Regions from separate parts of the Mus musculus genome. Here region 2 is linked to region 1. The links are chromatin loops, found by intact Hi-C in ENCODE. Cell type or tissue: heart. All regions are shown on one strand. Links, peaks and the distances in the headings refer to the core of each region. The heading gives the core; the rest is flanking DNA. Region 1 holds the start of Epn1 (epsin 1). Region 2 holds the start of Zfp787 (zinc finger protein 787).

Region 1 (14,933 bases), core at 2,320-10,319:
TGCCCACAAGCTGTTCATCGGGGGTTTGCCCAATTACCTAAATGATGACCAGGTAAATCCTCTGCTCTTTTGCTAGCTACCTTTGTCAGCCTGACCAAACCCTGATGAATTTTTGGCCCTTTGTAGGTAAAAGAGCTGCTGACATCCTTTGGGCCTCTCAAGGCCTTCAACTTGGTTAAGGATAGTGCCACAGGGCTCTCCAAGGGCTATGCCTTCTGTGAGTACGTGGACATCAACGTCACAGATCAGGTGAGTCTGAGTAGCTGCTCATTCCATCTGCCCTTAACCCTACTCTTATTTCTAACCTTAGGTATCCTCTCCTCAGGCTGTGGGGTGGGGTGGGGTGGGGTGGGGCAGGGTGTTTAGTCTTAAGCAAAGCCTTGTGGGGACTCATTCCTTTTCCCTTGGTTTTGCCTCTTTCCAATCTTAAAAGCCCTTTGCCTTTCATTCTTTCCCCACCAATGCCTGGTCCTTTGGTTCCTGACCTGTTGCTTTTCCTGCACCCTTTCCACCCTTTGTCCTCTGACCATAGGCCATTGCGGGGCTGAATGGGATGCAGCTAGGGGACAAGAAGCTGCTTGTCCAGAGGGCGAGTGTGGGAGCCAAGAATGCCACGCTGGTGAGCCTCCCGGCACGTCATCTTCCATTGGCTAGAGGGACCCTGGGGGTGGGAAGGGTTGGATGGGTAGGTTTTCTTGAGTTCTGCCCCAGTTTTCATGGGAGGGGATTTGGGCACTGGGTTCATAAGTGCTTAAGTAGAGGAATGGTCCCACTAGTTGGGTGTAAGAGGCACAGGCTTGAATGGAGGGAGGCTAGTCTGAGCCATTTTGTGACAGATCTGTTCTCCCTGACCCCACAGAGCACCATCAATCAGACACCTGTGACCCTTCAAGTGCCCGGCCTGATGAGCTCTCAGGTGCAGATGGGCGGTCACCCAACTGAGGTCCTGTGCCTCATGAACATGGTGCTGCCTGAGGAGCTGCTGGACGATGAGGAGTATGAGGAGATTGTAGAGGACGTACGAGACGAGTGCAGCAAGTATGGGTTGGTCAAATCCATTGAAATTCCCCGCCCCGTGGACGGCGTCGAGGTGCCTGGCTGTGGAAAGGTCAGGGTGCCCTTTTATCTTTTGTGAACAAATCCCTTAGCACCCTGTCTCTCTCAGTACCTGACTAGTTCTGAACAAGGGTGACGCAGAGGACCCTGAGAGGATCAAGGTCTCCTGGGGTCTTGGGGCCTATAGTGGAGAAATTGATTTCTATATATTGATGCTATGTGTGTGTCTCTGTCTGTCTATCTATCTATATGGTGTGTGTGTGTGTGTGTGTGTGTATATGTGTATATATATATATATGTGTGTATATATATATATATATATATATATAAGTTCAAAACTTAGTTTTTCTCTTTCTTATGTGGGATCCTTTAGCAAGTAGCTTTTTGCCTTTTTTTTTTTTTTTTTTTTTTTGGTTTTTCGAGATAGGGTTTCTCTGTGTAGCCCTGGCTGTCCTGGAACTCATTGTGTAGTCCAGGCCGGTCTTGAACTCAGAAATCCGCCTGCCTCTGCCTCCCAAGTGCTGGGATTAAAGGAGTGCACCACCACACCCAGCTTAGCTTTGCCTTTTTTGTTGGTAAGATGTTACTACATATAGTTTTCTTACTATCTACGTGCCTTGAAGCTGCATCTGTGTTCTTCTTTCACTGGCTTCTGAACCTCTTTTTAGAGTGTGGTACAAAGGTGACAACCACACACAGCTAGGCATCACATGTTTGTAGTCTAGATTTCAGAGGCTCCTGAGTTACCACCTCTACACTATGGTAGGTTTAGATAAGCTTTGCATGTCCACCTTGGAAGGTGCTGCTGAGGGGTTGCTGGTGTTCTTATTCTGCCATTAGAAGATTTGGCTGTGAATAGAGCTCTTACCCACAAACAGCGGGGGACACTTTGCTAGGGTGCTGTGTTGGGCAGTAGCAGGAAAGGGTGGGTATCAGAGTTGCTACATGCCTTTATTTTTCTTTCTGGTACTAAAGATAGAATTCATGGCCTTATTGTAGCTAACTAAGCAAGTGCTTTATCCCTGAGCCACTTCCATAGACCCAAGTTCTGGTTTTAGATAGGTGCCTGTCCTAGGCAGATGGACAGAAGCAGAGACTTTAGGTAGGATTGCTGTGTGTGTGGTTGGGGTTAGGGTATATTCAATGTAGGGACTTGCTTTTGCCCCTGTAGAGCTAATTGCTACATTGCAGGAGTATGAATGAGATGAGGCCAGGATGTTCAGCCATTGGTTTTTAGGAACTCTTGTTATGGCTGAAAGGACCATGAGCAGGATTTGAGAGAAGAGGCCAATTTTGCAAGAGGATTATGGAGGTCCTTATGAACTTGAGGAAGAAGCCTAGGGTTTTCTTGTAGAGGAGTGGAGCTTCACAGATAGAAGGAAGCTGATGTAATGCTAGCTCTTTGATAATGTATGGAGAGTGCCGAGTCATGAGTCAGGTGATCCATGGGGTTGCCTGTATTAGTATAAGAGAAAGATGGTGGCCTGCTTTAAAGTATGTCTTGTGCTGGGAGATAAAACTGTTTAGTCAAGGTGATATTATCTAGTGAAAACATACAGGTTGTATGCCCCATAAAACTTGAAGTGGCGAAATTGCCCAGTGACATTCAGAATATCTCTGTGTCCATAGTGATGTGGTGACTATAATGGGCAATGAGAAATGGATGAGTTTGTGGAGATGGGAGTGACAGGTGAGGTGGAGCCATTTTTAGGCCTACTGCCTCTGAGGTTACTTAGATATCCTAATAGAGTCAGCTAGGAAGCAGTTAGCTGGGTAGATGGGAACTCCCAAGTGGGTGAGGATTGATAGAAACTCAGACATGGGGAGGCTGGGCAGGTTTCAAATGAATCTTGGGAATGCAGCAGAGGTCTGGTGCAGTAGTCAAAAGGAAGAAGACTATCTGACTAAAAAAGCCTCTTGACTGCTTCTTTGCCTGTATTTGATATGCCACTCTTTCTGATTCAGGCTGGCACCTTAATGGAAGCCTGCCTTAAATGGGGATTGAGTAAATAAATACAGGATCTCTGAATGCACAGACTGGCCTCTTGAGCGGCTAACTCTTTGTCGGGGGGAGAGAGTGTATTGATTTTCATTTGAGATGGGGTTTTACTATGGTGCCTCAGCTTGGCTAGCTTTGAACTAGTGTCACTTAGCTACCATATTAACCTTTGTTCTATTCTTAAACTTCTAAAAGTATATGAGATTGATGCTGATGCTTAGTGTATATTATCCAGCTTTAAGTTATCAATATTGGGGGGGGGGGTTGTTTCTGCTTTGAGATGGGGTTTTACTGCATAGTCCCTACTGATCTTGGGCTAGTGATCTTGCCTCAGCCTCCCTGCTGGGATTGCAGATGTGTATCCTCACACCTGGATTATGCAGTGAGTACTTAAAGCTTAAAGAGTACTTAAAGCTTAAAGAGTAGGTGCTAGCTACACTTCTGTGTTAACAGACAGTGCTTATTATCTCTGTCCCCAGAACCAGCGGGCTAAACCCATAACCTTGGTTTTTTTAAAGAATGCTATTATAGTAAAACAGTCTTCATTTAATTCCTTGGTGTCTAGTCTACCTAAGTTCTGTTTAAATGTTACTATCTCTAAAATGTCTTGTTTCAGTAAGGTCCAAATCCTGATTTTGGTTGCAGTTTCTTTTTAACAGATTTTTTAAAAAGATTTATTTAATGTATGTGAGTACACTGTCGCTGCCAGACCCACCTGAAAACGTCATCGGATCCCATTAGAGATGGTTGTGAGCCACTGTGTGGTTGCTGTGAATTGAACTCAGAACCGCTGGAAGAGCAGTCAGTGCTCTTAACTGTTGAGCCCTCTCTCTCCAGCCCCTTTTAACTCACTTGTTTTTGTTTTTGTGCAAGCATAGGACAGTGTTTTGGGAAGGAGTCGGGTTGAATGCAGGATGCCGGAATTGTAGGGCCATTTTGCTGGCCCCATAAAGTTTCTATCACTTTTATCTCATATTCTCTCCACTCTCTTCTGAAGTCAACTGGTTTGTTAAAGTAGTGCGGTAGTCATGCAGTTCCCATGTTAGGGGACCTTCATTGTAATCATTTCCTTTAAGGTGATTGAGTGGTTCAAGCAGGCTTGTCAACATGGATAGATGAACCTGTTTTAATTCAGGTTGGGCTTGAGTCCTAATTTCTGAGCTTTCCTTACCTTGTCTGTGGGGAGAACATGACAGTTGTGGCTTGGGGAACACTGTAGGGTGCATGATGCAGAAGTGACCCCTTCTCTCCTCTGGGGTCTTGCCTCTGGCCACTGCCCCGTGTACTTAAGTGACTCAGGCCTGCCTGGTTTTCTTCATTTCTGTGATGTCTCGCTTCTGTGCCTTGTTCTTGGGTACTGGAGAACGTTTGGGTAAACACCCTCATACTGAACTGAAGTCCTCTGTGCAGTGTGGTGAGGTGTTCTCTCATTTCCTGTGCTGATTCTGTACTTTAAATGAATGCTGAGTAGATGCTAGGAGCCAACCTTGTTCACAGATATGCCTCTTGTTCCTACAGATCTTCGTGGAGTTCACCTCTGTGTTTGACTGCCAGAAAGCCATGCAGGGTCTAACCGGTCGCAAGTTCGCCAACAGAGTGGTGGTCACAAAATACTGTGACCCTGATTCTTACCACCGTCGGGACTTCTGGTAGAGGTGGCTGGGGGAGGGTGGGGGCAGGGCTGGCTGGGGACTTTCCCCCCACCTGTCCCCTCCTCCTTTCCCCCCTCTTGAAGAAGATGGGCAGAGGAGTGACAGCCGAATGACAGCCGGCAGCAACTGGAATGGCAGCAATTAAGGGGGGTGGGGGGTGGGGGGCTAGGGCAGGAAGGGGACTGGGCAAGTGCACACAGGCCCACACAGACACATGCACCCACACAGACACAGAGGGAACGGGCTGGGATGGGGACTGTGTGCACAGCAGGGCGGGTAGGACCTCCACAGCCCCTTCCCAAACAGCCTCTTATCCCTTACACCCCTTTCCTCCTCTCTTCCCCCATGGTAGGAACATAGCGTGTTTATATTTTATGGCCAAACTATTTTGAATTTTGTTGTCTGGCCCTCAGTGCCCTGCCCTCTCCCTTTGCAGGACCACAGCTCCCGTCCTTTGGCTTCTGGTCCTTCCTGTTCTCCACCCTGGTTTCTTAAGTAGTTGGTTCTTCTCCTTAGTCTTCCTGACTCAACCCGTGGTCTCTGTCCCGCTCCCCCTCTCTGTGGCAGTTTCATATTTGCTAATACGAATTTGCTCATTAAACATTTTGTTGTATTTTACTTTATGGATCCTCATCTGTGTCCAGTGTGTCCGCCCGTCTCTTTCGGCCGAGGGTGTGGAGGGTGGCACCCAGGGAAGGAGGCAGGCCTGAGGGTCCCGCGAGGGTAGCCACAGTGGAGGCTTCAAGGCTTGGACCTTTACGCGTCTCCACTGCTGCGTAGATGCGGAAGTGACGCAAGGGCATAAGGACGCGCAGTCCCGTGCGCCGGAAATGGTGCCGGGGTGGGTTTGGTCGCGGAAGTGGAGGCTGCCGGGCGAAGTGCAGAGGGCGGGGCACGTGAGTTCATTTCCGCTTCCGGTCCGCTGCCACCTTCGGTTGCTTCCCGTCCGCTCGGCGGCTCCCCTCCCCCGCCCGGCTCTCTGCGCCCCTCCCGGGCGCCGGGGCGGCGGGGCCGTCGCTGTGCGGCCCTCCGTGCGTCTGTGCGTGCGCACGTGCGCACTTCTGCTTCCCGCAGCTCGGCGCGCGCCCCGCGACACCGAGGCCGAGCGGGGGCAGGGGGCTGACCGTCATGACCCCTGGAAGCCCGGTATAAGCGGGCCGAGGTGAGCGAGGGGCGCAATGCTGGCCTCCGTCGCGGCAAGTCCGGTGTTCCGGCCTGGGCCGTGGCGCGCGCGGGTCCAGCCAGCCTCGGAGCCGGTGTTCCAGCCGCTGATGGCTTGTGGCTGCTTTTGTACCGCTGTGCCCGGGTCGGGTTTGCCTGCCGGTGTGTGTCTTTTTTTGGGATTGTCAGTGTCCCCGTCTCGCGTGGCCCTGCTGTCTGTGTTGCTCTGCTTCTGTGTTTCTGTGTTTGTACAAAAGGGCTTGGAGATCCGAGTGCTGTTTGTGTCTTGGATTGCTCCGTGTTCCTGTCAGGATGCATGCAATGCTTGTATTTTCTGGGTTTCTGTGTCTTCATTTCCCCAGACTGGTCTCCCTCTTGGTGCATTATTTCTCTCCGGGTCATTGCTGTCGTCCCCAGGCCCAAAATTCCTTTCTAGGAACCCACTGCTTTTGCTTAGGATGTGCTTCCCAGGTTTCTGAGTCTCTGGTGTTCTGACAAGAGCTCTGGCTGTGGATTCCAAAGCCCCCGCTGCTTGCCTTGGTCTTCAGTTTTCCTAGTCTTCTAAACGGAAGCATTCATAATTCCTGCACCACAGGGTCTCTGCGCATTGGAGTGGTCCTGGTAAAGTGCCTTACAGTGTCTGGCCTGGAGTTAAGCATGTGATTATTAGTAGCTCTAGTTACTAGAGATTTTGTCTCGCTTAGTATTTGATACCAGGTTTTTGAGTCCCCCTTGGGGACTCACTATATTGTTTGTACTGTTTAATAAGAAATTCTAAATTAACTGTGGAAAATGGCCCCATTTTCAGCAGCATTTGTGAGATTTAGTATGTTTTTTTTGAACATGCTTGAAGTAGGTAGTTGGTGTTAGGATAGTGCGTCTTTAGATGCCACCCTTTTGGAAATGTTTTTTCTGATAATAATAGCAGCCAGGAGTACCGAGCGCCTACTATCTGTGGGGCACAGAACCAAGTTCTTTATGTACCCGTCTTATTTAATCAGCAAGCTTGCCGGGCAGCACCCCTCCCTTTGTTACACAGTTAGGTGAACTGAGTCACAGGGTTGTTTTGCTGGTTGCTTATGTGGCCGGGATTTGAGTGCAAATTTTGTGTTCTTTTAAGTTATATCTCTTCCCACCCCCCCCCAGCCCTGGGTGTCATGTGTGTGTTTTGTTTCAGGGTCCCTGTCTTTCTGTCCTCCCTGTCCTCCTGCCTCGCTGTATTGCTTTCTTTTTGCCCGAGTTTTGGTGTGTCTCTTCTCTTCTCTTCTCTTCTCTTCTCTTCTCTTCTCTTCTCTTCTCTTCTCTCTCTCCCCCCCTCCCTCTTTCTCTCCCTTTCTCCCTCCCTTTCTCTCCCCTCCCCCAGTCTCCTTATGTTTGTCATATGTTTGTCTTCTGGTGTCTGTCCAGGCCTGACTTGGGACCCAGCTGCTTTTTTTTTTTTTTTTTCTTTGCCTAGTTATGCCTGTTTGCAGGTGCTCCATTTTCTGGCCTGAATTCAAGGTAAAGAGCAGCCTTTCCTATTCTCCTATGTCTTCCTTCAGGTTGGATCATGGTAGGGCTCAGTAAATCTCCCTCCATGGCTTGTTGGAGAGGCACAGACTGGTGATCGGAGTCTACTCTGGACCCAGGCTGCTCCAGTTGTGAGGTGTGTGTCCCTGGGCAAGGTGCTAATGTGCCCTTGTTCCCTCCTGTGTAAAGTGGCTGTGAGTCATGGATTTGTAAGGATTGAGTTGATAGCGCAAAGGACTTAATGGGTGCCTAGAAGGATGTAAAGGTTGTGGAAGTGCTTGTTAATATTCCCCTCATTTGCTTGATTTCTGCCCTTGATGCTTTCTGACAGCTGGTCACAGCACAGGTTAGTTTATTTAGGTTAATTTAAAAGCATGAGTTTAATGGCACACACCTTTAACTCCGTACTTGGGAGGGGAGGGACACATGGATTTAGCTCTTCAAGTTCCAGGACAGTCAAGGCCATGTAGAGAGATGTTGTGTCACCCCCTCCCCCCAACCCACAAAAAAATGAGTTTATACAGGTAATATGGGTTTGATTGTTGAGTCTGCTTTTGCATTTATGATATGACCTTGACCAAGTTATTAAACTTCCATGAGGCCATTGTCTACATTCATTGTTAGATGATATGTGCCTCGTGGCACAGTTGGTATCCATTAGTGGGGACTCCTACATTTCTTATCTCTCTGCTCCCTTGAGCTTCCCTCCCTACCCTCTGGACACCTAGTCCCCTGGGCACCCCCACTCCCCAGTCTCCCACTGCCTCAGGCTATCTCCTCTGTCTCCCTACCATTTTTTTAAATCCCATCATTGGCCTCTTTTGCCATGACTCCTGTCCCAGGGTTGTTTGCTTCTCTCTTTCTTTCTTTCTTTCTTTCTTCCTTCCTTCCTTCCTTCCTTCCTTCCTTCCTTCCTTCCTTCCTTCCTTCCTTTCTTTCTTTCTTTCTTTCTTTCTTTCTTTCTTTCTTTCTTTCTTTCTTTCTTTCTTTCTTTCTTTCTCAATTTCCTTCCTGCACTGTTGATTGAATGGTTTTTCCCAGCCAGCTTCTTTGTAGAGAAAACCAAACAAATATCCTTTCTATCACTGTGGGTCTTAGGTCAACCATAGTTTCCGAATCAGACAAACAGCTTTAAAAATCACAAGAATCCACTCACAGCAACCCCTCTGGGAACAGTGACAATGACATTTGAGTTCGTGTAAGCAGCACCCTGGGGATGTGTGGCAAATCTGGTGAGGAAGGAGGAAGAGTTTGTTAGCAGGACGGGACGGGGTGCCCCCTGAGAGCTGGCTGGCTTCTACTGCAACCTGTGTAGTAGACCCTTATCACATGTGCAACACTTCACTTTGTCCCAGAGAAATCCAAGGTCTAATGGCTTTTCCTGTTAAGATGTGGCTAAGTTAGAGTATGGACTCAGGGTGTCTGACCTACCACTTACATGTTCTGCCTTAGCTGATCTGGGGCCCCAGGCAGGAAGAACCTAGACTTGTTTGAGGAACTGAAAGAAGGATGAGCTAGCTTTAAGACAGAAGTTAACGGGAGGGAGTCTTCTCAGCCACTTAGCATCTTGCTTTCCCCTCAAGGGTGGTGGAAAACCTGTAGAGCGGGAGGCTCAGGCAGCTTGGGTGCTGGTTGCCTCCACATCTCTTTTGTGTTTCCAACCCCCCAAACCCCCAGATGTGGTGATCTACCAACGTCCATTGCGGTCTCCCTTTGTGAGTCGCGTCATTTCTCCATGCCCCAGCCCCTTGACACCACTACTGGGCACAATGTCGACCTCATCGCTGCGGCGTCAGATGAAGAATATCGTCCACAACTACTCAGAGGCTGAGATCAAGGTCCGCGAGGCCACAAGCAATGATCCCTGGGGCCCATCCAGCTCCCTCATGTCAGAGATTGCTGACCTCACCTACAATGTTGTGGCCTTCTCCGAGATCATGAGCATGATCTGGAAGCGGCTCAATGACCACGGCAAGAACTGGAGGCACGTCTACAAGGTCAGCACCTGGGTGTGGTCCCTTGGGGCAGTAGAACGGGAACATATCAGGGTATGCCTTGCCTAGTTTCTCAAGAGGGGGAAGGTTGAAGACTATTCTTTTATTTTTTATGTTAAATCTCTGCAACAGATTGAGCCCTCAACATCCCTGGGACATTGGTTCCTAGTTTTCACTTCACTTGACCGGAGTCGGATGATGGTCAAGTATCTTCTGTAAAGTTGTAAAATCTTTGTGAATGACCAGCGGACGTCTTCTCGTGTCTTTCTCTTTATTGCTTACAGCACCTAGAATAATGCAAATGGTGTATAACATAGTGTCTGTCATACTGTCACTAAGGGAATAATTAATGACAAGAAGGTCTATATAATTCTGTACAGAAAGATTTTCCCCTAAACTCATTTGTTTTCATTTGGTCTTTCTGTGTAGCTCAGGCTGGCCTAGAATTTGTAGTGAGCCTTCTGAGTTCTGGGATTGTGTCAGCACCCAGACATATATTCGCTCTTACTTAGTTTTTTATTTATTTTTTATTTTTTGGATAGGGTCTTAAGGAGTCCAGGCTAGCTTTGTGCTCTGTAGCTCCTGATCCTTCAGGTATTTTTATTTATTTATTTTTTGTTTCTTTGTTTTGTTTTGTTTTTTGTTGTTGTTGTTTTTGTTTTTGCATCAGTTCCCAGCCGCTGAAGGCTGTCTTTGTCCGTGCTTAGAGGTGTGTACTTCTGATGCACAGATGGCTCTGGGCTGTGGGCATGTTGGGACAGCATATGAGACTCTCACTCAGGTTATGGGGATGTCAGACTTGCTGATATTTATTGATGTTATGAAAGGCAGAGCCTTGGGGGCAGGTGACAGACTAGTGCCTGTCAAGTGTTGTATGTACTAGGGTGATAACAAAGTGGAACACAGAGGAATTTGGGGGTCATGGAGACTGTTGTATGGTGTTGCTTGTGATACTGGGCTGTAAATCTAGGGCCTTCGCATACACAACAACGCTTTATTGTTTACATCCTCAACATTGAATTTTTCACCTGTTGTTTTGATATAGAGTTTTGCTGAATTGTCATGGCTTGTCTCTGACTTGCTGTAGGCCTTGAGTTTGTGGGCTTCCTCAGTCCTCCAAGGAGCTGGAGTTACAGGCCTACACTTCTAGGCCGTGGCAGTGTTTTGTTCTTTTAAGCAAGACTGATGCTGGAATATCCTGGTGTGCATTTTATTTTTCTGGTCCTGGAGTTGCTGGGCCAGAGGGCACATGAGTGTGAAAGGTTGGTAAGTGTGGTCTGGTTGCATACATGACCCAGCGAGGTTCTCAGATTTCCGGCATTTCTTTAGAAGGAAATGCATCCAGGGCATTATTGAACAAGTTGGTTTCAGGTTTGACCAATACTCTTAGGGAGTGGGGGTTGTGCCAGTGCCCCCCCCCCCCCCCCCCCCACACACACACACACACCTTGGTTCTCATGTTATGTATAGCAAAGGAGCTAAGGGCATGGGCTAAGGTCAGCTGGCTAAGCTACAGTGTTGATTCTGGGCATCAGGCTGGTTGCTGGACTACCTTCTGTGGGATGGGTCTCTTCTGACTGCCCCAGATAGGGGGAGTGTATCTGTCTGGGTTGGGGGCTGGCGAATAGGTACTGCTCTCTATCTCAGGACACTGTGAGACATCTACTCTCATGGTCCCAGTTTAAAGTCTGCACTGTCCTGAACTATCTGAGAGACTTCCTGTCTAGGTAGGCTGGTTTCCTTTGCTTCAAGATAAGGAGACATAGTAACATCTATGCATTGCAGCAGAGACCTGAGGACTGTTTCATGCCCATCACAACACACCAAGATTGGTCCTGAGTTGTATTTAATCATTGATTCAGTTCCTCACTGGACTTGGAGCCAGGTGGCATGTGCTCTGTTGAGAACTGGGAAAAGGCCCAGTGTCACAAGCAAACCCTTGGTTTGTTTTTGTTTTTTGTTTTTTTTTCTCGAGACAGGGTTTCTTTGTGTAGCCCTGGCTGTCCTGGAACTCACTCTGTAGACCAGGCTGGCCTCGAACTCAGAAATCCACCTTCCTCTTTTAAATTATTATTAATTATTTACATCCAAAATGTTGCCCCACCCCCAGTCCTTCCTTGCACAGTTTTCCCCTCCCCTTCACCTGAGAGGGTGTCCTCCAGCACCCCCTTCCCTGGGACGGGGGTTAGGTGCATCATCTTCCACTGAGGCCAGACAAGGCAGTCCTCTGCTACATATGTGCAGGGGCCTCCGTCCAGCCCATGTATGCTCTTTAGTTGGCAGCTTAGTCTCTGGGAGCTCCCAGGGGTCCAGCTTAGTTGACAGTGTTGGTCTTCCTATGGGCTCCTTCAGTCCTTCCCCTAACTCTTCTGTAGGGGTCCCGACCTCAGTCCAGTGCTAAGCAAACCCTCCTGGAGGGTGAGGAGGAGGGTTAGGGCTGCAGGGCTTGAATGGGGATGATGGACAGGGAGGCCCTGCATCTGGAGTGGCCCTGGAATCCGCTCCTGCTCAGTGGCTGAGATTATGCTGCCAGGGGCCTAGAACAGTGTGGTGACCTTAGCTAGGGCTGGGGAGTTCTGGAGAATGCTGTTCTAGTGGCTGCAGATGGCAGGGGAGTGCAAGACATGGATGGGCTTCTGAGGCCAGGTGAGTTGGCCTGAGGGAGCGGAAATCTTGATTTCCAGGTTCATTTCTGCTTCCAGCCTTACTGGGGGTCAGGCAAGTAGTTGTGATTGGCCAGTTGTATTTGGAGGGGCTGGTGACAGACCACATAGCCTCCAGAAGACAGAAAAGACTTCCTAAAAGAGGCTGCCACAGGTAGATTACAAATGAATTTTTTTTTTTTTTAAATGTAGTCTTGGCTATCTTGGAACTCCCTGTGTATATCAGGTTGGCCTCAGACTTGTGCCCCACCAAGGCTTGGAAAGATTTTTTTTTTAATGCCAGTTTTTAAGGGATTCTTTAAAGATAGATTTACCAAAATATGGTGTAAAGACAAAATCTCCCTTTCTAGGCATAGTCTTTTGAGTTCTGACAAAAATGTACTTTTTATAGCTATTCTACAGTCAGTAGAGCAGTTTTGCTCTCCCAATTCTGATTGTGTGATGCCCTTGGCAGGGCTCCTGGGATGCTGGGCATGGCTTTGAGTGCTTGCAAGTACTTAACCCATGTGGCTTTGTCGGGGTCCTGCTTGCTTTGACTCTGTGGTTTCTCATGCTGTGCTGGGGCTCCTGCCTGTGCATCGCTGCCTGGTGACACTTTGTGGGTCTAATTAACCCGTGGGGAATGTGCTTTAGGGGCCTGGCAGTCTGGGAGTGGAGACCTGTAATCCACCCCTTTGATTTATGTGCTGAGAGGATACAGGTCTCAGTTGCACCCCAGTCTTTATTTTATGTTAACCAGAAGTCAGCGAGGGCAGGCTCTGGGTCAGTCCTGTGCACTGCCCGCTTTGTAAGTAAAGTTTTATTGGAACACAGCCCGGCCCCTGCAGCTACCACTTTGGAGTAGTTGGTCAGAGACTGCAGTGTGAAAACTGAGATATTTTCTCTCCAGATGTGAAGATGGTAACCCTCTTTTAAATGTTCATTGTGATGTACAAGTACTTTCTTGGTGGAACTGGTTTAAAATTTTACAAGCTCCATGGCTTATCTATTTGTGATCATTCAGTTGTCTGCATTAGAAAAATATATCCAGGCTTTTCATTGAGGTATATGGGAGCAACTGAAGGAAGCCTGAGCATTTAACCTGATGAGTTTGTGGGATTGTGCACAGGCTGGAGGCTCCTCTCGGAGGGAGGTGGAGGAGGCTTGTTCAGTGTCCTAGGAGGCTTCCTCATGACATCCCTTCCCCTGTGGCACTATGAACATCTGTACATCTGTCAGAACTTCTTAGGTATGGGACCAGTAGTGTGTGCTATTTGGGGTCTCTTGCTCTGCTTACCAGGCTTGGGGCCATGATCTCTGCTTCTGTGTCGCACATAGCAGTTGTGTCGCTGATACTCTGACACTCTTTACTGTTGGGTGGCCCCAGTGCATCTGCAACAGTTTTTGTGTGCATGGCACTATGCCTGGGCATTTGAACAGTTTCCTGCTTCATAGCCTTAGCTGCAGTTCCAAAGTCCAGAGAGCTACAAGGATGAAAGTGTCTCATAACCATCTGGCACAAAGTACGATGTTCACTAAGGGGAAGTAATTTATATACTGTGCTCCTGTCCCGTGTTGCATGGCTGTTAGCAGAACTCCCTTCTGATTGGATTCTCAGGTGTGTCTCTGTGCAGTGTCTTCCTGGTTTCAATCTGGAAGATTCTGGATTCCAAAACATAAGGACCTACCACCTACCTCTCTGCCTTTCCCTTTGGGATGTAACCATGCAGAAAAATATTTCTCCTCTGAGAGTAAACACTGCCAGGGCCTCAGCTGGGGACTAATCAGGTGTAAATACTTGTCAGAAAGCCTTTCCAAAGATGGGTGGTGGCATCTCCCTGTAATCCCAGTTCTCAGGTTGAGGCTAGTGTGGTCTGTATAGGAAATAACTGTGTCTCTGTCCTGTCCTCCCCACCCCATTACAGAACTTTAATGGGGTGCAGCAGTGTTTTATAGCAAATTTCGCTGTGTAGATAGTGCTTAGCTCCTGTGGCTGCCTCCTCTGTCACATTTCTTCTCATGCCATTCACGCCTGTGAAGTTTGAGTTTGGGGGGGCTCCACGGAGTCTTTGTAGCCATTGCATAAAGCTAAGGTGTACTGTTCTCCTTGAATAGTGATTAAGCCTTTTTCAGATTCTTATAGGGACCATGACTATGACATTGCTCTGGAAACAGGTCTTGACTTAGATCTTTCCTTGGGTTGGTTATTTGTTTTCATTTGCTTAAGGTTTATTTAATTTCACTTTATGTGTGTGATTGTTTGCCTGTCTCTGTGTGTGGACTGCTTGCTTATGTGCCTAGTGCCTGCAGAGGTTAGAAGAAGGTGTTAATCCCTGAAACTAGAATATATATGGTTGTGAGTTACCTTGTGGGTGCTGGGAATGGAACTGGGGTCATCTGCAAGAGCAACAAGTACTTTTAACCACGGAGCCAGCTCTCTGGCCCCTGGGTTACAATTACTGTTTTTTTTTTTTTTTTTTTTTTTTTTTTTTGTTGTTGTTCTGTTTTCTCTTAAGTACTCTAATTTCATCTTGCTGAAAATGGAATTTGTTTTCATATTACAAAATAGAGATACCAAAGGATGCCATTGAGTTGTAAGTTGTTTGCTTTGATCTGTCATTCCTGTGGTGTCTGGCTTGGCTTCCTGAGAGAGCCTGGGCCCAGAAGGCTCCTGGAACATCTCATTCCTTTAGCATCAGGCCATCTCTTTAGCCTTAAGACTTCCTGCACTTTAATTTGGCTCTGTCGCTTCAGATTTTGCCTTTGGGGTGTGGGGCATGTTTTGTGGTCCTACATGGTGCCCTGATTGGCTATTTTGGTGGTTGCCATCTTGTCTTCTGTGTTAATTGTTACTGAACTACATAGAGCTCTCATGTACAGTCGTCAGCTTTTTGGGGTGAGCAGTCCATTGGCATCTGGT
Region 2 (14,933 bases), core at 3,127-11,126, 1.1 Mb after region 1:
AGGTCCCACCCACCCCCCTCTGGATGCCTGCCTACCAATTATCCCCTTGCTTTCTTCTGCTGCCAATCTTGCTTCCTCTTCCCCCTGCCTGCCGGGCCTGGGTGCAGAAGCAGCCCCTCCTGCCCCGCAGCCTCTCACCCTCATTGCTTCCATCTTCCAGCCTGGTATGCCTCACTCCTCTCCTCGCACCCACCAGCAGGCAGGAGTGGTGACATGCCAATGCACCTCCTTCCTTACCAACCAGTCATCTCCAGGCCACCTGTTCTCTACTGGTTCTCATTAACAAACACTATCTCTGACTTCCATGTCACCAAGTGCCCCCATCTACTTCTGAGTCTCAAGCACCCTCTCTACCCACACCTACATCCCTGGTTCACCAGCAAGGACTTATCTCCCAACCAAGCCATTGCCTCCTCCATGTGCCCACCCCAGGACCTGCTTCTGGGTGCCTCCCCCCACTGGCACCCCAGTTCTGGATCTAAACTAAGCCTCTAAAGACCCATCAACTCCATGACCTTAATCTTTGTAATAAAAATTACTCAGTTCAAATAACGCAAGTAAAAAACTGAGCAAACAAGCTGCAGCAGATGGCTCAGTGGCTGCACAAGCCTGAGGACCAAGTCCAGAGCTGGAACCCTAGGGCCAGGAGGAACAGCCAGGCCTGTTTGGGGAGAGGAGCTTGCAAGGCCAACTAAATAATCTACCCAAAAGAGTGAGCTCCAGGCTCAATGAGACCCCTGTCTCAAAAAACAGGGTAAAGAGGCTGGAGAGATGCTCCAGGAAGAAGGACCTGGGTTTGGTTCTCAGCACCCACATGGCACCTCACAACTGCCTATAACTCCAGTGCCAGAAAGAGGATCCAATGCCCTCTTCTGGTCTCAAGTACTTGCCTACACATGGCACACATAAGCAAGTACATATCATACATGTCAAGTAGATGAGTAAATAAATCTTTAAAATATAGAAGTGACTGAAGTCAACCTGCATACATGCTCACACTCATAACCATCTACAGGAATGAGCACAAATACAGACCATACACAAATCCCACCCGGGCAAAAGATCTGAATAGCCTTTTCTTCAAAGACATCCAAATGGCCAGTGAGCACACGAAAAGATGCCACCACAGGTAAATTCAAGCAGAACCACAGAGAAGCTCCATACTACAGCTCAGTGTCATGAGAGTGCTAGTGAGGACGGTGAGAAAGCAAGCCTCTGGCTTGGCTGCAGAGAGGGCAAGTGGTGCACCTGCTTCAGGAAACACCTGGAAGTCGCTGCAGGTTACACATCAATCACCCATCAATGCACCCATTTACTAGTAATGGAAATCTACAGTAATGGAAGGAAAAAAATCCTGCCACATGGAACTCTAGATGTCAATGTTCAGGGAAGCCATAAACCCAAAAGCCCAAAAGAGCCAATACAAATGGCCAACATGTGAAGCACGGCACATAGCCACAAAAACACACACAAAGTTGAACCTCCAAGGCTTTCTGCTTGCAAAGCAAGCCAAATCCAGAAAAACATATACTGCTCAACTCTATGTAAGACACCTAAAATAAGCAAACCCACAGAGCAACCTATCCATTGAGACCCCTGTTGGGGGTCACATATCAGATATCCTGCATATCAGATATTTAACTAATAACTAACTAACAGTAGCAAAATTAGTTATAAAGTAGCCACGAAAATAATTTTTATGGTTGGGGAGATGTCACCACAATATGAGGAACTGTACTAAAGGGTCCCAGCATTAGATGGTTGAGAATCACTGCCATAGAGAAAATACAATGGCTCCTAGGGCTAGGGCAGGTGGAAATTTTCTAAAATCTCTTGAGACGAATACAAAATGCAGTGAACATGGTAAAAGCCATCAAATTGTTCTAAAAGGTGAATTTATATTATGGAAGGGATCCCCCTAATTCAGTAAAACTGCCATAGGCAAGAAACACTATCATGCCTAAACAAGCCCCATCACACACCCCACTAGCCACAAAACCAAAATTCACACCCGATCTCAAAAGACCCCAGTGTGGCTTTGGTTTTACATACTCCCATCTTCCAGACACCCCAATATCACTATCTACCCCTGCTCCCCTCTGAAGAATCCTGCCCCTGATTTTCTAGCTGCCTGCTCCTCCTCCCCTCTCAAGGGCTGACTCAAGTATTTCCTCTTCCTGTGCCCAGGACCCACCTCCTATCACATGCCGGCTTTGTACCATCTCTATCCTCTTTCTATTTCCTTCTGGGATCTCTGAGGGCAAATATTAAGGTTACTTACCATTCCAGAATATGTTACATAGGTGGCCCTTAGCCAGCCTCTCAGCCCACTGTCCTGCTGTCCTTCACTAGGATACTCCTTAGAGCAACTATTCTGCCTTCCCTTGTCTGTGTGTGGCCTTTCCCCCCACTCCAAGCCTTTCAACTCCCTCTTTAACCAAGTCCTACATCCAGAACCAGACCAAAGCTGAGCCTTCATCTCCTCAGTCCTCAGGCAAGACCTCACCACTCAGCAGATGCATCCCAGTGTCTGCCATCACTGGGCTCTTAGACTTGATCCACAAGGATGAGCTTGTAGGGACTGCTCCATCTCATCCAGCTTTGGTAGTCACACTTTGAGAATACCATCTGCACCCATCCATATCTGAGGCTGTATTTAGACATGTCATGGAGCCAATTCCTGGTCCTCCTGGTCTCTCCTCCAGTGTTCTGGTGGATGAGATCCTCTGATTCCTAACTGGTCAGCACACCCACTTCCTGTGGACTCTAGTCCCTTCAGGAGAGTATGGTCACTGTCAACCAAGGCTAGCAAGGCCTGTTTGGCAAGGACATGAAGTAAACATGGTCAGGACAGAGAAAAACCTTGGCCCCACCTAGCCCAGGAGAGCCTTCTAGCTTCTTAATCCACTGTAAAGCTGTGGCACACCTGGCACGCAGCTAGAGCAGCCCCTGAGGAGCACCCTGCTCCTTCCTGGCCAAACACAGCCAGGAAGCAGAAGCCAAGTCAAACCTGGATCTGAGCACTAGCTCTCAGCCTCAAATATGTCTGCAGATCTTGACTCACTCCTGAGCACCTCAATTCTTTTTTTTACCTCCCCCGCCCAGCACCTCAATTCTTAGCCAGTGGAAAGGAACTGAAAACTGCCCAAAAGCAAAACCCTCTTTAAGAGTATACTGTGCACGCTGGATGATTACAATGTCCCTAAGGATTTATTGATAACAACAAGCTAACCCAGAATGGGGGTAGAATGGGACACCAACAGTATCCAACCCAAAACCTGGGTTTAGTGGAAGGGGCATAAAGGAATGGTGCCTCCTGCTCAACTTTTCTGTGAACCTAAAACCCTCAAAAACACTACATTACATTTTGCATTACAGGGCTATCTCAGCCCTACCCTCTGGGCTGGGCTGTTTTCTACCTGGCCTTATACCTCTCTAGATCTGCTGAGGTAACATGCCCATGTGCCAAGGCCCAGTATCTAAAGTTCCTCCCTTGGGAAGCCTTCCCAACTCCTCCCTTCCCGCTGCTGCAGCTGTCTTCTGTAGCCAACAGTACAGATCACATTCACCAAGCACAGATTAAACCTCAAGCTGTGAGGTACACGGTGCTATAAGCTCATAAGCTTAGATCCTGAGCGCCTGAACTGCCAGGGAAAGAGGCCAGAGGACAATCCCTACAGGCAAGCTGACAGGGTAAGAACCTACCCCACTGGTGACCAACCATGTGACCTAGCCAAGGTGTCTCATCTCACCCCAAGCCAGTAGTAAATTGTGACACATGTCCAGTATTGAACACGAAACCTGAGGCAGGCACCTTCAATTCCATTCGATTCAATTCAATTTGAGGAAGCATTTCTTCCTTCCTTCCTTTCTTCTTTCTTCCTTTCTTTTTTTCTTTTTTTTTTTTTTTTTTGGTTTTTCAAGACAGGGTTTCTCTGTATAGCCCTGGCTGTCCTGGAACTCACTTTGTAGACCAGGCTGGCCCTGAACTCAGAAATCCTCCTGCCTCTGCCTCCCGAGTGTTGGGATTAAAGGCATGCGCCACCATGCCCGACTTCCAGGAAGCATTTCTTGCACACTATCACTGCTATACCTGTTTCAGAGACGAGAAAGCCAAGGGCTAGACAGCTGAGGGGCTAATACAAAGTCTTACAGCCACAGAGCAAACACGAAGTCAAACTTGGGTAGGCCAGACTTCCTCTCTGGACACCGGCATTTGCTCCCAATTAACATCTGCTTCTGTTGGCTGAGTTTAAGCTCCTATGGGTTTCCCTCCCCCAAGCATCACAAGGAATTTCCAGAAGACTGAGTCCTCAAAGGAGAGTAGGAACTATACTCTGCCCTGACCAACTGATCCTGCACACAAACCCAAACTTATGCTCTCAGCAGCCTTGCCCTTAGCTTTGAGGCTGAGATTTTATCTGATGAGCATCTAGTCCCCAGCATTATCCCCTGTAAGGCAGGCACTCCACACCAGGAACAGGAGAGAAGCCACTGTTCTGGGAGCCCAAAGGGAGAGGCCAAGGCAGAGACAGAATAGGAAAAGCACAGTGGCAACAGGGTCACCCAGCCCACTTGGACAGGGGCTAGGATCTACCTCAAGGTCATAACAGCTCAGCTTGCACTCGTCCTGCTGGCTAGTGAGGCCTCCACTACAGTTGGCACAGATCTCAAGTCTCCCTACCCATTCCAGCCACCAGTATTAGTCACCTCCGCTTATTCTACTCTGCTTATCCTATTCCAAATCATCCTACTATAGGTCTTCTATAATGCGGCCAGGTCTCAAGAGTCTTCCAGCCAGCAGCCCTGTATGCAGTCTCCTAACATTTTACCCACGGAATAGGGAACCAGGAGCCCAACCCAATGGCTAGCACTTAAGAATAGGGCTGTAACCCCAGATCCAGCATGCCCAACAGAACTAAAGGGGTGGCACTACAATCACAAAGCTACACATACTGTATCCTGAAACTACTTTACGGCCTAGGGCACACAAGTACCAGCAAGTAGGTGTCCTATCTTGCCAAAACTAAGGTGACCACTTCTGTCCCAGGGTGTCAAGAGAACTCTGTAGCAGGTGCCTGCCAACCTCTCAAAGCAAGTCATCAAATGTTCAGTCTCTCCTAAATATGGAGGCCCAACACCTGGTGCATCCCTAGTCAGTCAGAGGATGACAATGTGGGTTTGGAAAGTCTGTGAAGTGTGTCTGGGACCCACAGAGCTATGGGTGCCCATTAGTGACTACAGAGTTACTGATGGCCTTGAGCTCTATACATTCTGCCATCTCCCATAAGTCTCAGGGTCCCCTTGTCCAAGACTCAGCATCCACGTCCTGTAGGGCCTAAAACGCTCAGGGACACTCTGGCATATCTCCCTATTGTCCTAAGCTACTGCAAAACAAGAACTACAAGAGCCTTGTCAAGTTGGCCAGTGTCACCCACCAGCAGGCCTGGCCCATGGAAACCTTGAGAACAGCCCTCCAACCCACATCCCCACCAGTGAAATTCAATGCCCTGGGGTTAGTGGAGTTTGTAGTCTTGATGGACTGGGCATAGTCAGGGAACTGTAACAGTGTAACAATTAAGTAGTGGAAACAGCCTGGGAAAGGGGGAAGTGACACATCCAAGGTCACGGAACCATAAACGAGCCAAAATTGGAACTCAGGAGCTGGCTCCAGAGACTTTTTGAACTTTTGCCTGAAAGCAAAAGTATGAAAACCCTTGCTCTGGGTGTATCACTTTAACACCTCTATTGTGTCCTCGTGAGGAATGGCATGAAATTTCTTATCTATGGCTGCAGAACTTAGGAGCTGAAGCGAGGAATTGAGCTTCAGAGCTCGTGGGCAATATTCCCAGTAGCTGCAAATCATTCTTGAATTTCACCATGGGCCAAGCCTGAGGATATACCCTTCTCTGCTCAGATGGAGAACACATGAGATAAACCAAGTCAGAATCTAATGTGAAAGTTCTCTGGGCCATGGCAGCACAGCACTCAGTGACTCCAGAGAAGCAGGAGGGGAAAGTTACCTGCACTTGACCCAAGAGGCTTAAAGCTTTCCCCAGAGCAGAGGCCAGATCTCAGCTAGATTCTCAACAACGCCAAACATGGAGCCTGAATCAGAAATTAAGGGGTTGGGGGAACCCATCAGGTCTGCGTTTTTAATAACGACCTGGGCAATAACGCCTAAGGTCGTCCTGGGTCAGGTCTCAGCTCCTGCTTTCCAACCCCAGTTCATGTTCATTTTCCTATCCTGGTGTTAAGACAGGTGTCAGTTCACTCCCCACTCACTTCTTCGTCTGTGGATCACTTTTCCGACTGACCTTTTGTAAGTGCTGGGGCACACATTCCCGGGGCTTGGGGGTCACCCTATGACCTAACTCTTGTACAGATTGGAGGTGGAGGCGGGAGGTCTGCTAAGGGGCGGGGCTCCGCGCTGGACCCAGCCCTGTGTCCGCCCAGGGGAGGAAGGCAACAGTCCAGGCGGCCCAGGACGACCCACACGGTGCTGACCTTGGCCTGGCGCTTCCCCTCCCAGGACGTGTTTCCTGCCGCCGGTCAGCACGCGCGGGGGAAATAGATGAATGAGCCTCCCGCCACCTGCATCCCGTAATTACTCGCTGGATCAAAGGCCAGCGCATGGCCCCCGAGGCAGCAACGGGCCAGGCGACTCGATTTGAGGAAGGAGAGGACTTGGGAGAACTTGGGCCGAGACTGACCATGGGCCGCCGTTTCCGGTCAGCCCAATCCAGGCGGCGGGGTCTCTCCCCACATCAAGCCTCGCCCCCGCAACAAGTCCCTGGCACTTCCGGCCATGACCGGCTGCAAGTCCAGTCCGGGTGGCCCGGACCCCACCGGTTGGATAACCCAGGTGCCTGCCGGCCCAGCACTGCCGCCGGAGTAGCGCACGCGCATTGTCCCAGGCCGCGGCGCCAATCTCTCCCGCGCGCGCGCGCGAACTCCCCGGCCGCGCGCCCGCTCACGCCCACCCCCCCCACACACACCCCTAACACGACACGCACGCGCACTAGTCCGCTCTGCCGCGCTCGCCCTCCCGCCTCCCCACCCACCCCCGTCCGAAGCCCAGCTTCCCGACGCGCTCTCATCCCAGCCACTCGGCGCACGCCCCCCTGAGCCCGCGGCCGCCCTCACCTCCGCGGCCCCGGGGCCGTCACGCCGCACTCTTCCTCTCGCCTGCCTCGCGGATGGTGGCAGCGGCGGCAGCGGCGACTCAGACCCTGGGGTCAGGGGGACGGGCGCCCAGGCCGGAAGTGACCTTCCCGGCCGCTTCCGCTCGCGCCTCTCCCTCTCCTCCCCCTCCCAGGCCGCCACCGCTACCTCGCCACTCTAGGCAGAGGAGCTCCAGGACCCCTGACCGCTACCCCCTCCGGCTCTATGGTACGGAAAGGCGCCTCGGGACGCTACTTCCGGAATTATCTAGGACCCAGGTCCTCCGTTTTGCTCTATGGCGCCTCGCTCCGAGGGGCTCGGGCCCCGCCCCCTCCCCGGACAGAAGGCTGGGCTCGACCCGTTAGGCGCACACTTCCGGGTGTCGGGGCGGCCCCCAACCCAGCCTCGTCGCTCGCGCCTGCGCGGTGAGCTGCCCGCGGCGACGCTCCCACTACTCCAGTCCTCCTGTCGTCTCTATCATCGTAACCCCTTCCGCCCCGGGGCGCTTCCAGGCCAACGCCGGTCTCAAGAAAAAATTCGGTTCACGAGATCTGGAGTTTTTCCCCAAAATGTTTCCGCTCGAGCCTCCGGTGCGGGTTGCATTTTGGGACGACCTCATCTTGAAATCGGCCTGTTTTGCAGAGAACCAGAGGTCACATTACCTTACTAAGTGACATAGCAAGAATGACCTCGAACCTTCAGAGTAGGGCTCCAAATTAAGTGTTTATGACTTATTACTCTCCTAGAAGAAAGGTCCATCACAGTTTGGAGGATGCTGATGATGAAGAAAAGGAATGAAAGGACCCTCTACAGATATCTGCTTCCAAGGCACAATTTGAAACTTGAAAGTCAATGTCAGCTTCTCTGAGACAAATGGTATCATCATCACGTAACTACCTTTACAAAAGCAGGCGTCAGGTGCTGCTGACACTTGGACTAAGTAAGGGATGGACTTTTTAAACAAACTCCTCCTGCACCAGAGAAAATCCTGGGCAGCCTAAAGAAGCAAAGCCCACAGGCAAAACGATACATGACACCTGAGGACAAGCTAAGAAAATGGAAAGCATAGCCATCTCCTTAGCAAGGTGCTCCAGAAGTCTTTGCTCAGCAGACTGTTAAGGATGTGTAGAGAGTTAGAAAATTCAAGAGGAGGCCTATGCTGAGCCCTGTAATGGAAAATGTCCAAACTGCCTGTAATTCATGTTCAAGCGCTGGACTTCCGTGGTTAGATTAAAGATAAACCAGCCAGGACCTTTCAACGGGTGATAAAGATCACAGGCTGCTTGTAACTGATCAAAAGGCTAAAGGCGAACCCACAGCAGGGGTATTAAAATGGCCCCAAAGGTAAAGAGTAAACGGAGGACAGTAAAAAAAAAAAAAAAAAAAAAAATTAACTATCCCTTCCTGGCTCAAAGCTAACAAAACTAAAAGGCAAACTGGCAGCATCAGACACAGCCACGGTAGTTACTGTTCCATCCCGAGTCCTGGGCCACACAGAGGAATTCTTAGAATGCTAAACCAAGTAATCTGAAGATACATATTTTCTCCATGGTGAGCCTCAAAGGCTCAGGGGTACACACTCACCTAGTACCCACGAAACCCTAACGGGAACAGCTTTGTGCCACTTTCAGTGACAACTACAAGGAACCAAGGCTCTGGGCACCCCAGGCTTTCTCTTGTCTCTCCAAACTTTATCTTTTTTTGTTTTTGTTTTTGTTTAAACTCTAGTAAATGTGCAATTCTGTTTTGCCCCTCCTATCTCCTTATCTCCTTTCCCACTATGACTCCACCGTGATGCTCAGGGTGTACTCCTTCTCTAACTCCAGCCAGCTATCCTCAAGTCACTTTTTGTATCTGATTTGTGTGGGATTATTTTTTTTTCCATTTCTGGGGTTTGCAGGCACTGTGTGTGTGTGTGTGTGTGTGTGTGTGTGTCCATGCATGTGCATGTAAGGTCAGAGAACAGCTATCAGGAGTTGGTTGGTCCTCTTCTATCATGTGAGTCTTGGGAGTCTAACTCCGGTTGTCAAGCTTGGCAGCAAGTACACTCTACTACCTGAGCCATTTTCCTGGCCATAGCTATTGAATCTTGTAACTCTCTGAGTTCTATGATCCATATGAATTTTATGAGCTTGCTGACTCTTCCCGATTTCAATCTAAAGCAAAGTTAAAGACTATTACCCACGCAGCCAATTCCTAGGCTATTTCTGTAATAAGTTACTTCTCCTCTTTGCTGCAGCAGAATGCCTGACCAGAGCCAATTAAGGGGAAAGGATTTACTTGAACGCACAGTTTGAAGATCCCGTCCATCATGGCATTGCAACCACAGTCAGGAAACAGACGGGTGAATGCTGGCACTCAGCTCTCCAGAAACCCCAGCCCATGGAGCAGTGCCACCCATAGGTAATGTGGGTCTTTCTATCTCAGTTACCCTAATCTAAATATCTCCCACAGTATGTTGGAGGCTTGTCTAGATCCATCTAGATCCCCTCAAATTGGTCGTCAATCTTTTTTTTACATTTTTAAAATAATTTATGGGCATGCATGTATGCCAAAGTATGCACATGGATGCAGTACCGGAAGAGGCGAGAGGTATTAGATTCCCTTGCAGCTGGGGTTGCAGGTGCTTTTAAGGTGCCCAGCATAGCTGCCAGGATCCAAACCCAGGCCCCCTGCAGGAGGACCAAGCACTCTTAACTGCTGAGCCATCTCTCCAGTTTGGTAATTGATCTTGACCATAACAGTTTTCCACACATAGCTCAGTGATTGCTAAGACTGGCTCTTCTTTTACATGCAACTATGCCAAATTATTCCCTGGTGTTTCTTCACACCCAAGGGCATCTAAGCATCTCTAGGCATCTAAATGTGGTCTCGTGTTTGGTTCTGACCAATAAGCTAGAGCAGAAATGTCATAGGCTACTTCCGAGCCAATGAGCTTAGGAAACAGATATGCCTGCCTGGCATTCTTTTGGCCTTGCTGGTTATAACATGGGCCAGAGAAAACAGGTAAAGCCAGAGAAAAGCTGGGTTTGTAAATGAGTGTTTGTAGAGACCAGCTTCCAGCCCCAACCTGAGATTGTTACATGATGAGAAAATAAACTTCTTGGTGTTGGAGGGATGGCTCAGAGGCTAAGAGTGCTTGCTACTCTTCCAGAGTCCCCAAATTTGGTTCCTTAGTACCCACCTGTAACTCCAGCTCCAGGAGCTCAAACTGCCCCTTCTGACCTCTGTGGGCACCTACACTCACATGCACAAACCTACACATACAGACACACAGATATACACAAAATTAAAAATCAAATCTTTAAAATAATATAAAGCCATGAGACTGAGTAAGATCTCAGATGAGGGAAAAGAGTTGAAGTTGAAGGAGAACGGCAAACTGGTGGACACAGAGCTGTCATCTGACATAAACTGACCAATCAGTGGACTTGCCTGGCATTCTCTGGAACTGTGGTGAGAGTCTGAGTCCTGAGGTGGCAGAGGTTGACAAGCTCTGTAGCTGGAAACAGCCTTGTCACTCGGTGTGTGGGATAAGCCTGTCTGTAGAAGAAACAAATGAGATTGTGTAGAGAATAAACAGGCAGATGTTTCTTCCCAGCCCTTCCGGGAACAAAAGCTTCTGGGGCCCTTAAGGCCCCCTGGCATTCCTGTTGACTTGTTTTAACACTTCTTCCCTGAGCCTTGTCTTCAAACTCCCATGAATACTGGCCTTTATATACTTTCGCCTGCCTGAGTTTCTATCACCAAACACCTCAAACCTGGTTCAGTGTTAAGAAACTGGTTCAGGCAGTTTGCGTCAGCCTCTAGAGTCACTATGCCCCCAGGAATTCCCAGGTACAGATTTCTGAGGGGCAGCCCACACCATAGAGCCCTTCACAGACCTTCATCCTCCAGGGGATGCCCTCTCCACAGAGTGATGGGAACAGCTGCCAGTAGCAGAGGGGCTGCAGCTGTTGAAGTACAATCGCCTTAAGAGTCTCCTGGTTACACACACACACACACACACACACATGCACACACATGCATTCATCCTTTGCAAACTATCATTACTAAAATTAGCAAATAATTTTTGGGTTTTCACCAGGAGACGCCAAAATATTTTGGTTTTTTCTTTCTTTTTTTTTTTCAGAGACAGGGTTTCTCTGTGTAGTCCTGGCTGTCCTGGAACTCACTCTGTAGACCAGGCTGGCCTCAAACTCAGAAATCCACCTGCCTCTGCCTCCCAAGTGCTGGGATTAAAGGCAGGCGCCACCACCACCCGGCTATTTTTGGTTTTTTAATCATTCCTTCTCTTCCTGTAAGGGAGTGTGGGCCCTTATCTTGGGGGCTGTGGGGGGCATTGTCTCAGGCAGGCAGGATTGGCATCATTCACAAGCCTATGAGAAATGTGGGATGCCAGATTTCTTTTTAGACTGACAAGGTCAGATCTGTAACTTTTTTAAGGTTTATTTTATTGTTTATTTATGTGTATGTGTGAGTAGCCACTGGCATTTTAAGTAGATACTGTGCCCATGCCCACAGATGCATGAAGAGGACATTAGATCCTCTAGAGCTAGAGCTAGCAGGTGGTTGTGAGCCTCCTAACCCGGGTGCTGGAAACTGAATGTGGGGCCTCTGGAAAAGAAGTTAAGAAGACTCTTCACTTCTGAGCCTTCTCTTTAACCCCCAGAACCTGCATTTTAACACTGACCCTGAGGGATCCTCCCACTCCGAATACTAAAAAATACTAAATACACAGTACGAGATGTTGTTCAGGCTCAACATGAATAATAAGAAAGACTGGGTGAGATGCCCTTCGCTTTCTCTTCTCTGAAAATCACGTTGGTGACTCAAAAGATGGCTCACTGAGTACAGGTGCTGGCCACCAAGCTGGACGACCTGAGTTCAATCTCCAGGACCCAATTGGTAAAAGGAGAGAGCCAATTCCCACAAATTGTCCTCTGATGTACACACCTAGTGGCATGCCTGTCCTTCACCTAAAAAATAAAAATTTAACCCAGGCAGTGACGGCACACGCCTTTAATCCCAGGACTTGGGAGGCAGAGGCAGGTGGATTTCTGAGTTTGAGGCCAGCCTGGTCTACAGAGTGAGTTCCAGGACAGCCAGGGCTATAGAGAGAAACCCTGTCTCCAAAAAATCAAAATAAATAAATAAATAAATGATAAATAACTAAATCAAATAAATGTCAGTAAATAGATAAAAGATTGTATTGGGGACTGGCAAGATAACTCAGTGGGTACAGGCATTTGCTACCAGTCCTGACAACCTGAGTATCACCCACAGCTGCCCAAATACAGAACCAAAACCCTTGAGGACTCATCTGCACTTCTTCCTTGGATTCACGCCCTGCTAACTAGAGAGCTTATTTTCCCTCGATAAGGAAATGCCAAGCCCTTAGATTTCCATTCATTTGAGGTGAACCGTGCTTCAGCAATGATAAAATGTCCAGACAAAGGTAACGAGATATAAAGAAACAAACTGGAAAAGTTGGTAAACCTTCCCCCTTCTGGGAACAGGTTATTCTCAGAATCTAGGAAGAATTCATCTGTAGATTCTAAATGGTTCTGGAAAATACTTCCCTTTCTCTTCTTGTGGTAGCAGGTGTTATTTTTCAAAGGTGTGTGTTCTGGACAATAGTTGTCGTGCAACATAAAATGTTCCTGATGTGTCTTCAATCTGACCTTGTACCTTCATGTCTGCAGCTGGTGAGGTGGTACAGGTCTGTTGAGAAGTGAAACAGTCGAGTCTCTACTCTCAGATCCTTCTAGATGTGAAGGTGGGTGGGAGAGGAGGGGCTGAGACAGGGAGAGCCACCATTGAGTCCTTCAGGATGATGCAAGACCAGAGGCACAGGAGGCCCTTGCCACTCCAGAATCTCTGACATGGAGAAAAGCCACTTGAAGGGCTTGAGAATGGCACGTTGCTCAGTTGAAAGGACACTTGCCTGGTGTGGCAGAGTCCTAGGTTAGACCCCCGGCACTTCATGCACCAGGCATAGTGCATGTGTGCAGGTGATCCCAGAGCTCTGGAGGTGGAGGGAGGATTGGAAATTCAAGGACATCCTTGGCAACATATTGAATCCAAGGACATATGTTTCATAGGCCTGCAAGATAATTACTTTAATGTTTGCTTAGAACTCCTTTCTAAGAAATAAAATTGGCAGAATGTTTCTTTTTGCTTGCTAAGGTTTTTGTTTTGTTTTTAAATGCTTTTATTGTTATTTGTATTTATACGAAGTATGTCTGAATGTATGTATATATACTATGTATATGTCAAGTGACTGAAGAGGCCAGAAGAAGGTGTTAGAGCCCTTGGAACTGAAGTTAAAGGTGGCTGTGAACAACCACGTGAGTGCTGTGAACTGAACCTGGGTCCTCTGCAAGAGTATCCAGGACTCTTAACTGCTGAGCCATCTCTCTGACCTCAGTTTTTTTGTTTTTGTTTTGTATTTGAAACAGGTTTTTAGGAGCCCAGGTTGAAGGTGACCTTGAGCTGCTAATCCTCCTGTCTCTGTCTCCTCATGTCACCTCATCCAGTTTATGTTATAATGGAGGTTCAGGGTACTGCATGCCTAGTGCTATAGTCACAGCACTGCACTCGGAAGGGAGATAGAGACAGAAGGACTAGAAGGTCAAGGCTGGGACTCGAGACACTCTGGCTCAGCAGTCAAGAGTGTAAACTGCCCGAGCAGGCACACTGGGCAAGTCACAGTAGCGTCTAAGTCCAGCTCCAGGAATCTGAAATGTTGAAATGTTCCCCACAGGCTCAGGCCTTGAATGCTCCTTCCCCAGCCGTGCATGCTAGGGAAGCATGAGCTCACGTGAGGCCTCGTTCTGCCTTATAGAAATAGGCCAATCAGAGTGGAGACCTTTAAGAATTGCATCCACCAGGGGCTGGAGAGATGGCTCAGTGGCTAAGAGCATCGACTGGCCAGGTGTGGTGGCACATGCCTTTAATCCCAGCACTCTGGAGGCAGAGGCAGGTGGATTTCTGAGTTCGAGGCCAGCCTGGTCTACAAAGTGAGTTCCGGGACAGCCAGGGCTACACAGAGAAACCCTGTCTTGAAAAAACCAAAAAAAAAAAAAAGCATCGACTGCTTTTTAGAGGTTCTGAGTTCAATTCCCAGCAACCACATGGTGGCTCACAACCATCTGTAATTGCATCTAATGCCCTCTTCTGGGGTGCCTGAAGACAACTACAGTGTAGTAACATATAATAGATAGATAGATAGATAGATAGATAGATAGATAGATAGATAGATAGATAGATAGATAGATAGATATATAGATAGATAGATAAAATCTTTTAAAAAAAGAATGATATCCAACTCTGGTTTTTCCTCTGTGTGTGTCCTCTTCCCTGCTCCCCTCTCGCGAGCTCTCTCTTCTCTCTTCTCTCCTCTTCTCTCTCTCTCTCTCTCTCTCTCTCTCTCTCTCTCTCTCTCTCTCTGCTTCCGATCTACCATGATGTGAACATACTCCACCATACACTCTGCCATGATGGACTGAAACCATGAACCAAAACATTATCTTTACTCCCTTACAGGGTTCACATCAGATATTTTGATCACAGCATCATGAAGGTAACTAATCTACTGGAAAGGCTCTCCTGTCCCTCACCTGAGCACCCTCTTCATCACGTGTGTGTGAGAGAGAAAGAGAGAACCAGACACAAACAGACAGTGTGTGCAGGTGTAGGTGTACATTTATGGAGGCCAGAGGTCCACTTCGACTGTTGTTCCTTGGGCATCCGTGTTTGTGTGGGTA

Evidence for each region. A loop is a pair of places that touch in the nucleus more often than their neighbours do. Peaks named below come from ENCODE experiments on the same cell type or tissue, not always from the same donor. Only the 100,000 strongest peaks of a DNase experiment are listed, where the experiment ranks them.
Region 2: it touches region 1 in a loop (2.5-fold over the local background); 3 of 42 quality-filtered maps call a loop at or near these places.

What each region holds. Positions count from the first base shown.
Region 1 is chr7:5,074,609-5,089,541 of GRCm38, forward strand. U2af2 (U2 small nuclear ribonucleoprotein auxiliary factor (U2AF) 2) reads left to right here. Exons shown (of 12, transcript NM_133671.3): 8 at 1-52; 9 at 127-249; 10 at 533-619; 11 at 860-1,108; 12 at 4,574-5,337. The coding sequence ends at 4,708. Epn1 (epsin 1) reads left to right here and starts at 5,627. Exons shown (of 12, transcript NM_010147.4): 1 at 5,627-5,869; 2 at 7,410-7,513; 3 at 9,055-9,374. The coding sequence starts at 9,147. In heart, for the core only: no CTCF peak of the experiment used is centred there; DNase peaks (open chromatin) are centred at 5,543 and 8,864; H3K4me3 peaks cover 2,037 bases; H3K27ac peaks cover 1,327 bases.
Region 2 is chr7:6,148,699-6,163,631 of GRCm38, forward strand. It overlaps Zfp787 (zinc finger protein 787), which reads right to left and starts at 7,267. Exons shown (of 3, transcript NM_001013012.2): 1 at 7,147-7,267. It overlaps Gm36371 (a long non-coding RNA gene), which reads left to right and starts at 8,521. Exons shown (of 2, transcript XR_391130.2): 1 at 8,521-9,567; 2 at 14,713-14,886. In heart, for the core only: no CTCF peak of the experiment used is centred there; DNase peaks (open chromatin) are centred at 3,613, 6,553, 6,913 and 7,363; H3K4me3 peaks cover 3,009 bases; H3K27ac peaks cover 2,534 bases.